2 separate regions of the Homo sapiens genome follow, and region 1 is linked to region 2. The links are chromatin contacts, found by Hi-C in ENCODE. All regions are on one chromosome and are shown on one strand. Each heading gives the region's core, a stretch centred on a gene start or an enhancer-like site at or near the end of the contact. The rest is flanking DNA. Distances are from core to core; before and after follow the strand shown. Region 1 holds the start of LRP8 (LDL receptor related protein 8). Region 2 holds the start of LINC01562 (long intergenic non-protein coding RNA 1562).

Region 1 (4,163 bases), core at 1,664-4,163, 2.1 Mb before region 2:
CCCGGGGAAGTGGCCCAAAGTGGGTGGAGGCTGAGAGGAGCCAGAAGGACCTCTGCTGAGGGGACTGTTGAGAGACAAGGATTTGCCCACTTTGGCAACTGGCATCCTTCTCCCTTGGGGAGGTCGGGGGATGCCTGGGCTCAGTCTTGATTCTGGGTATTGGAAAGCCATCAGGGTTTTGTGAACAGGGAATTATGTTTGAATAATAGTAACAATAACTAACATTTCTCATGCAGCTACTATATACTGTATGCTGTGCGTACACAATCTCATCTCATATCCTCACCACAATGCTGTGAGGTGAGTACTATCACCTTTCTCATTTTTCACATTTAGAGCCACAGAGATTGAGTTGCCCAAGTTCACATAACTAGAAAGGGAAGGAACAGACTCAGACCCAGGCAGTCTCACCCACAGGCCCATGCTCTCCATTTCTCTCTTTTTTCCTTCCTTCCTTCCTTCCTTCCTTCCTTCCTTTCTTTCTTTTTCTTTCTTTCTTTTTTTTTTTTTGAGACAGAGTCTGGTCCTGTGGCCCAGGCTGGAGTGCAGTGGCGCGATCTCGGCTCACTGCAACCTCCGCCTCCCGGGTTCACGCCATTCTCTTGCCTCAGCTTCCTGAGTAGCTGGGACTACAGGTGCCCGACACCATGCCCGGCTAATTTTTTGTATTTTAGTAGAGACAGGGTTTCACCGTGTTAGCCAGGATGGTCTCAATCTCCTGACCTCATGATCCGCCCGCCTCGGCCTCCCAAAGTGCTGGGATTACAGGTGCGAGCCACCACGCCCGGCCTCTTTTCCTTTCTTTTCTTTTCTTCATCTGCTGCCTCTAGACTTCGGCCCACATACTAATCTTACAGTTGGAATGAACCTCAGAAATTCCTTATCTCTTCCATTTCCCAGATAAGAAAGTGAGACTGGGAGATAGGATTGACTTTCCTAAGACCACAGAGTGGAGGAGGAGGAGGGACTGAGTTGGATAGGTCAGTTTGGGCAGCAAGACGGGCTTCTATCTTTATCCCACAGTCCCAGGCACCATTGTGCTTGACACAGAATCCAAACTCCCAGCTGTGGCCTACAAAGCCCTGGTGATCAGGGCCTTGCCAACTCCCTCCAGCCTCACCTGAGGCACCCACTCCTTCCCTGTCATCAGGCCCCGGCCCACCTTGATTGCCATTCCCTTTGCCAAGAATGCCCTTCCGCCTGATCTTCATGGGTCAGGATCCATCTTGCCATTCAGTGAAATGTCACCTCCTCTGTGAGGCCTTGCCTGATCACCTCTACAGTTACCCCCATTGCTCTCACCTGGGTCTGTTTTGTTTTTTCCATAGAAGTTATGATGACCTGAAATAATCTTTTGTTTTCCTGCTTTTGTGTGTATCTCTTCCAACTAAGACATAACTGCAGGAGAGCAGGGAGGAACCTTATCTGTTTCCACTGTATCCTTGAGCCTTGAAGGGCGTTTGGCACATATAGGTGAAAGGACGCCTGCATTTCGTTGTCTGTGTGCTAATGGTCTGTCTCCCCACAGGTCAGGGACCTCTCCGGGGCTGGCACCATGCCTGATTCACCTTGGTACCCGCAGGCCCAGCACAGGGTTGGCACAGAACAGGGCCTGAAATGCTTGCTGAATGACTGAATGAACAAGGGACAGGAGGGGTGATGATGGCAGGAGCACCGTGCCGGGCTCTCTGGGGATCTAAGTCCCTTTCTGGTGGGGTGGCCACAGATATTGCCGCTGGGCTGCCCTTTGGGGGACTACGGCTCAGGAGGCTGCTGAGGAGACAGGGTGGTTTCCAGGCCAAGGGCTAACAGCACCTGCCCATCCGCGAGGGAGGTGAAGGGGCAAGAGGGGAGGGAGGGTGGACCTAACACTGGCTCTTGGCACCTGCAGGCCGGTTGTTTTGAGTGGCCAATGCCCTGGAATCTCATTCTCTAAAGAAGGTTGTGTGGGTTGGACCCGGCTCACAAGTCTGAGGCTGAAATCGAATCCCAGCTCGCTCTCCGCACCCATTCTCCCCAGTGTGGGTGAGGCGGGCTGCAGCCCTCCAGAGGAAGAGGTGCCTTCTCCTTCCTGCAGAAGACAGCAGGGGCGGACAGCGCGGGCCTAGGTGCGCGGCCCCTAGCGGCAGGGATGGCATCCCTTCCGTGCCCTCCCCTTCCCCCCCGCCCGGCCCGCCCCACAGACCTCGTCTTTCTCCATCACAGCGAGGATTCCTTGTCTTCCCTGCGGGCCCCCCCTGGTTGCCCCTCTGACTAGGGGCCTGGAGCGTACTTAACGACGATGAATAGTCTGTGCACCAGGCCCAATCCACCTGCCTCACGTCCCCATGATCACATGAGCGTGCAACATGCACAGATGCACATGGCACGGAAACCAAACCAGCCACAGGGATTTATAATATCCCAGCCGGAGCCCATGACAGGTGCAGGGGTCCAGCCCTGCGCCCCCAGCTTCTCCCTGCTCATCCACATCTTGGGATCTCACCCCTATCCCTCCCTCCCCCGCCCCACGCGCACACTGCACAGGCCTGTTCGTCCTGTAACATCATTTCCCCTCCCGCCCAGGCTCACTCCTAGACATCCCTCAGCCTCTGATCCGCCTGTCACCTCCTCCAGGAAGCCTCTGCTGCTTCCTCTGGACCTGCTACCTCCGTGGTGAGGGGCTCGCCTGGCCCATCCCTGCGTCTGCAGAGCCCAGCACTCAGGCGAGCCCAGAGCAGGGCCGTGGAGCGCCCGCTGAGAGAAGAGTGGACGAAAGACAGGAGGGAGGAGGGCGAGGAGGCGGCGGCAGGGGGAGCGTGGGGCGGAGGCGGCAGCGGGAGGGAGCGCGCGCGCTGGCGGCGGCCGCCCAGGGCCGGGGCCGCGCGCCCAGCCTGAGCCCGCCCCGCCGCCGAGCGTCACCGAACCTGCTTGAAATGCAGCCGAGGAGCCGGGGCGGGCGGCAGCGGCGGCGGCGGCGGCGGCGGGGGCAGCGGCAACCCCGGCGCCGCGGCAAGGACTCGGAGGGCTGAGACGCGGCGGCGGCGGCGCGGGGAGCGCGGGGCGCGGCGGCCGGAGCCCCGGGCCCGCCATGGGCCTCCCCGAGCCGGGCCCTCTCCGGCTTCTGGCGCTGCTGCTGCTGCTGCTGCTGCTGCTGCTGCTGCAGCTCCAGCATCTTGCGGCGGCAGCGGCTGATCCGCTGCTCGGCGGCCAAGGTGCGTGCAGCCGGTCTCTGACTCGGCTCTGCTCCGCCCTAGCCACCAACAAAGCGCGGCCGGGAGGCCGGAGCGGGGAGGGGTCCAGAACCCGGGGCTATCGGGGGCTCCCGGGCGGACAGGCTCCACGCGAAGCGGCTATTCCTGAATTTGCCCTCGGCCCCCCGCCCCCGCGGGCCTCGGTGTTGAGGGCTCTGCCCTCTGGGCAGCGGATCTTGGGGGAGGGGTGCAGGGGGGCTTGGCCAGCGGGGAACTTTGCCGGAGGGGCGGCCATTCATGGTTCCGGATGAGCTGTGTGATTCTCGCCGTTGGGGTTTATTTGACACGCGCGCTCCGCGGCGGTAATGAGCAGAGCCGGGCGGCTTCTCCGCTTGACAATGCGTTTCCGCAGACCCCTGCGCGCGGCGGAGAGAGAGGGGGCTGCCTGCCAGGGTGATGTGCCTGCGGCTCCCACTGCGCCTGGCGCGCGGGCGCGGGGACTCCCTATGGGCTGTATCTGAGCAGATCTCTGACTATGGGTCGCGTGTGCGGGTGAGTGCGTCTGAATGGAGGGTATACCCAGGTCGTGTGACACTTTAAGTAGGTGCCTGGTCTCGCCGTGCCACCGAGCGGCCCGACATCCACGGAACCCCTGCCATCGTGCCCTCCCTTTGGATGGAGTGTGCCTGAAGCCCCCGGGGTCTCCATAATCGCCCCCTTTCCTCCTCCCCAGCGGGTCCTTCCGGGTGGCCCGGACTGCATGGTGGGGAGTGGGGCCGAGTCCGCTGATCCAGCTCACGCTCCCTCCCCCTCGCAGGGCCGGCCAAGGATTGCGAAAAGGACCAATTCCAGTGCCGGAACGAGCGCTGCATCCCCTCTGTGTGGAGATGCGACGAGGACGATGACTGCTTAGACCACAGCGACGAGGACGACTGCCGTGAGTGGCGGGCCAGGGAGCTCAGACCCGGGGAGAGAAAAGGAACGGTGGGG
Region 2 (4,344 bases), core at 1,747-4,246:
CTGGAATATAGAACGTAAGAGGGAGAAGTCATGGAGGCTTCTGTAATACCACAATCAAGACTGGACCTTACTGGTATATATGAAATGCCCCCAGAAGAATTTTATTCAGAAAACGAGCATATATATGATCAGGTTTTTCTGGTGTGATGAGACATTGGTTTACACAGGAATGAGAAAAGAAAACACTAGATAATGATGTCATCACATGAAACAACAAAGGAGCCTACCCAGTCAGAAAACTAAACTCTTCAGGAAGAAATTAAGCACTACTACTATTGAAGCCCTCTGGAAAAGGGTGTATTCAATATCATCTAAAATGGAAAAAGTACAGGAAAGGTTTTCACACATCTATTGTGGATTATAACATCCACATACCTATTTTGAGTTTAAGAGGTCTTCACTCGAATTCTGCAACACATCTGGGACTACTGATTATTGTACAAAAAGCAGTACAACGTATTTAGGAGAGTCTTTGATACAAAGGGAGAACACGAGTAACCGAAGGAATTTCCCAAGCCAGGTTTAAAGGTTTCCAAAGTTCAAGCTAATCAAGTTTTCTTAAGTCAGCACGTTTAAAAGGTGTGTCATATGGGTGGAGCAAAAAGAGGAGGGATTAAAATTTATATACATATATATATATATATATATACACATATATATATATATACACACACACACAAGTAACTCGATGTCGCTAGGGTTAAAATCACCACTTGGAGATCCGTCTCCCAAGCAGAGGGAAAACCTGCCAGATCCAATTAACAAAAAGACGAGGGAGGTGGGTAAGAGGACGACCACACATGAAAACATAAATGGGGCGGGGGGGTGGTGCTTGGCAACCACCTATCCAGAACCCATAATCCAGTTGGCGGTGCGATGAGGAAATCATACGATTCAGACATAAAGACAGGAAAATGTCACTCCCAAACTCCACAAGCGAACCACCAGACACTGGCCAAGGGGATGTGATCACATACTCTGATCCCAGAACTCAAGGGCAGAGGGTATCATCCCCACACGGTGCCCGAGGGCAGGCGAAGAATCAACCTTACTCTGAGATCAGAGAGCAAATGCCCTCAGATCCAGCCCTAAGGGGTCAATGCCGCCCAGGCCAGGCCTTGCCGAAGCCAGGGGCAGAGACGGCCCCGAAGCCCCCTCAATCTCCGCCAGAGCTGCCTCTACTCGCTCCCCCCAACACACACCCTCCCCTACCTGATATGGCGGCGGCGGCTCCTGATCCGGCTCCGTCCCCTCGCCAAAGCTAGCCCGGTCGGACTGAGACTCGTGAAGCAGGGAGATGTCATCCGAGGTGGGGGATTTGAGGCAGTTCCCCATCTTCCGGAGCTGGGGTGCGTGATCTGGGGGAGGAGAAAGCAGCGGTGGGGTCGTTCGCACACTCCGCGGTCCGCCTCGGTTGGCGAGGTGGGGTCGGGCGACAGGCCGGGGATCAGGCGGAGGCGACTCCACCGCCCCACGGTGCCGCCGAGGGGCCGCTCATGCCAGCCCCCGGGGTTGGGGGATCAAGGCTGGGCCGCGGGCTCCGCTGGGGTCGCGGCGTTCGCCTCCTGCGAGGCAGCGATGGGGGGGGGGGGGCGGGGAGACGAAGCACTTCCCCACCCCGCCCCCCCGCGGGGCGGCGGCGGCCACGGAGCTGCTGGGCCTAATCCAGGTCAGCGGGGGGGGGCGCGGCCGTCGCGGCTGCCTCAGCTGCTGCCTCAGCTGCTGCTGCCCCCGCCGACGCCGGAGCCACGGCCGCGGGCCTCATCCTACTCCGCCTCAGCGAGACGGCGGCAGCCAGAACGAGGCCGGCTCGGGCACTGCGTCATCGCGCCGTGCGTGCTCTGGTCCCGCCCCCGGCGCCAGGAGGCGAGGGCGGCTCCGGCGGCGCCCATCCCCCTCTCCACTAGCAGCTGTTCTCGGTGCTGCGTCAATTTTTGCTTCTCTCTGACTGCTTGGCTCCGTACCTGGCTCCGAAACCAATCTCCCGTCTCCCGCGCCTCCCCACATTCATTGCTCCTGCCCCGTCTAGGGCTCAGTTCTTACCTGTGCACTGCCTGACAGTCTTCTCACCACCCTCCGCCAAGCGGTCTATTTATATAAACCCATATCGGAATGGATCAGTCCCATGATTAAAATGTTAAAAGCTTCCCCTTTATCCCTTCACAATAAAGTCCTAGCTCGTTACTGAACCATCCCTGCCTGTCCAATCACGTCCTTATCCTTCCACATCACAGCCAGAGAGATTATTCTTCCAGTTGTATATCAGATTGTTCATTTCTTTCCAGTCCCAGCACCAAAGTCCAAGCCACCATCATCTCTCACCTTGGCTTCTGCAATAGACTCTCAGCTGTTCCTGAGTTCATCATTGCCCACATCCAATTCACTGTTGGCACAGTTGACAGAGTTATCTTTTTAAAATTTAAATCGGATCATGTCATTCTCCTGTTAAAACCTTCAGTGTCTCCTCAAGGCTGTCCTTAAGACAATCCTTAAATGGTTTACAAATCTGACTCCCTTTCAATCTCATTAGCAGCATTGTCACCTCCTTCACAAATTCTAAACTAGACTCTCTAAAATGCTTTTCGTTATCTGGAATACTATTGCCTCTGCCTGGGGCCTTTGTCCATATTGTTTCTCTCACAGAAACCCACTTCCCTCCACTCCCAACCTTTCTGCTTCTCATCAGGCTAATCATTATTCTCAGGAATCCTTCTGGATGCAACTTCATTTCCCCTGGGGAGACTCTCCTGACCCTCCAGTCTGGGTTAGTCGCATCCTGTGTGCTCTCAGACCCTGAGCTTTTCTCTGTCACAGCCTGATCAAGCTGAATCATCTGTCCCTCTGTGCAAGGCTGGCACACTGCCCAAGGTAGAGTATGCTCTCTCCTTGGTTGAATGAGCAGCTCAAACAACATATGCAAAAGAAGGAAGCAAGAAGGATGACAGTGCTCCTGATAGACGTTCATTCAACAGGTGGATCTTGACTGCCTTTCGTTTCATTCACCATTTACTGAAGTTGTGTGTGCGTGTGTATACCAGACCCCACGCTAAGGACTGGGGAAAAGGATGATCATACCTGGCTTGTTCCTGATAGAGCCCAGAGACCACCTGGGAAGACAAGTAATCAGGTGAGTCCTAAGCCCACACCCTGCCACGGACCCCAAGGTTTTTAGAGGAACTGAAAGACAGCAATTAGTTCATTTGAGTGAGGAACAGAAAGGATTCTTAGAGGTAGGGCTATATTAAACTCGAATGGGTCTGAACACTCTTACTCTGCAGTCCCTATTCTACGAAGTCACTATCTTATTTAAATGCACTCAAATTCCACATTAAATATCACCTTTTTGATATAAAATTTTTGAAAAGACTCATAATTTTGGGCCAGGCGTGGTGGCTTACGTCTGTAATCCCAGCAATTTGGGAGGTCAAGGCGGGTGGATCACTTGAGGTCAGGGATTCGAGAGTAGCCTGGCCAACATGGTGAAACCCCATCTCTACTAAAAATACAAAAACTAGCCAGGTGTGCTGGTGCACGCCTGTAGTCCCAGCTACTCGGGAGGGTGAGGCAGGAAAACCGCTTGAACCTGGGAGGTGGAAGTTGCAGCGCAGTGAGCCCAGATTGTGCCACTGCACTCTAGCGTGGGCGAGGGAGTGAGTAAGACTCAGTCTCAAAAAAAAAAGGAAGGAGAAAGAGAGAGAGAGAGAAGGGAGGCAGGAAGGAAGGAAAGAAGGAAGGGAGAGAAAGAGAAAGAGAAAAGAGAAAGAAAAGAAAGAAAGAAAGAAAAGAAAGAAAGAAAGAAAGAAAGAAAAAGAAAAAGAAAGGAAAGAAGGAAAGAAAGAACAAACTGACTCACAATTTTGGTTTTGGAATTGTTGAGCTTCCAAGAACTCATTTAATTTATGATTGGCTAAATTTACCAGAAATCAGAGGTACCCTGGAATTTTTACAAAGTGAGAAAATTTACCCCACAAATTATTGTCAAACCTAAAGAAATTTTTATTAATAATAATTTATACAATTATTTGACATAATATTTACACAGTGCTAGAATTTGTAGACATTGTTTGTTTGTTTTGGAGACAGGGTCTCACTCTGTCACCCAGGCTGGCTTGATCGAGGCTCACTGCAGCTTCAACCTCCTGGGCTCAGGTGATCCTCCTGCTTCAGGCCTCTCCAGTAACTAGAACTACAGATGCACACCACCATGCCTTGCATTTGTTTTTGTTTTTGGTAGAGACGAAGTCTTGCCATGTTGCCCAGGCTGGTCTCAAACTCCTGGGCGCAAGCGATCCTCCCGCCTCAGCCTCCCAAAGTGCTGGAATTACAGGTGTGAGCCACTGTATG

Evidence for each region. A loop is a pair of places that touch in the nucleus more often than their neighbours do. Pooled maps may share reads with other maps.
Region 1: a map of B cell shows a loop between it and region 2 (16-fold over the local background). The contact joins the promoter of LRP8 here to the promoter of LINC01562 in region 2. A Hi-C loop is called at or near these places in 4 of 168 maps with a recorded cell type or tissue (B cell, CD4-positive, alpha-beta T cell, CD8-positive, alpha-beta T cell and 1 more), 1 of 37 single-sample maps with no recorded cell type and 7 of 50 pooled maps.

What each region holds. Positions count from the first base shown.
Region 1 is chr1:53,326,820-53,330,982 of GRCh38, reverse strand. It overlaps LRP8 (LDL receptor related protein 8), which reads left to right and starts at 2,913. Exons shown (of 19, transcript NM_004631.5): 1 at 2,913-3,194; 2 at 3,991-4,110. The coding sequence starts at 3,071. LRP8-DT (LRP8 divergent transcript) reads right to left here and starts at 2,750. Exons shown (of 3, transcript NR_131923.1): 1 at 2,608-2,750. RefSeq lists enhancers at 2,477-2,706, 3,757-3,866 and silencers at 2,777-2,976, 3,047-3,196, 3,247-3,416, 3,932-4,163.
Region 2 is chr1:51,233,748-51,238,091 of GRCh38, reverse strand. LINC01562 (long intergenic non-protein coding RNA 1562) reads left to right here and starts at 2,996. Exons shown (of 2, transcript NR_147076.1): 1 at 2,996-3,127. RNF11 (ring finger protein 11) reads right to left here and starts at 1,819. Exons shown (of 3, transcript NM_014372.5): 1 at 1,213-1,819. The coding sequence starts at 1,335. RefSeq lists a silencer at 1,555-2,034.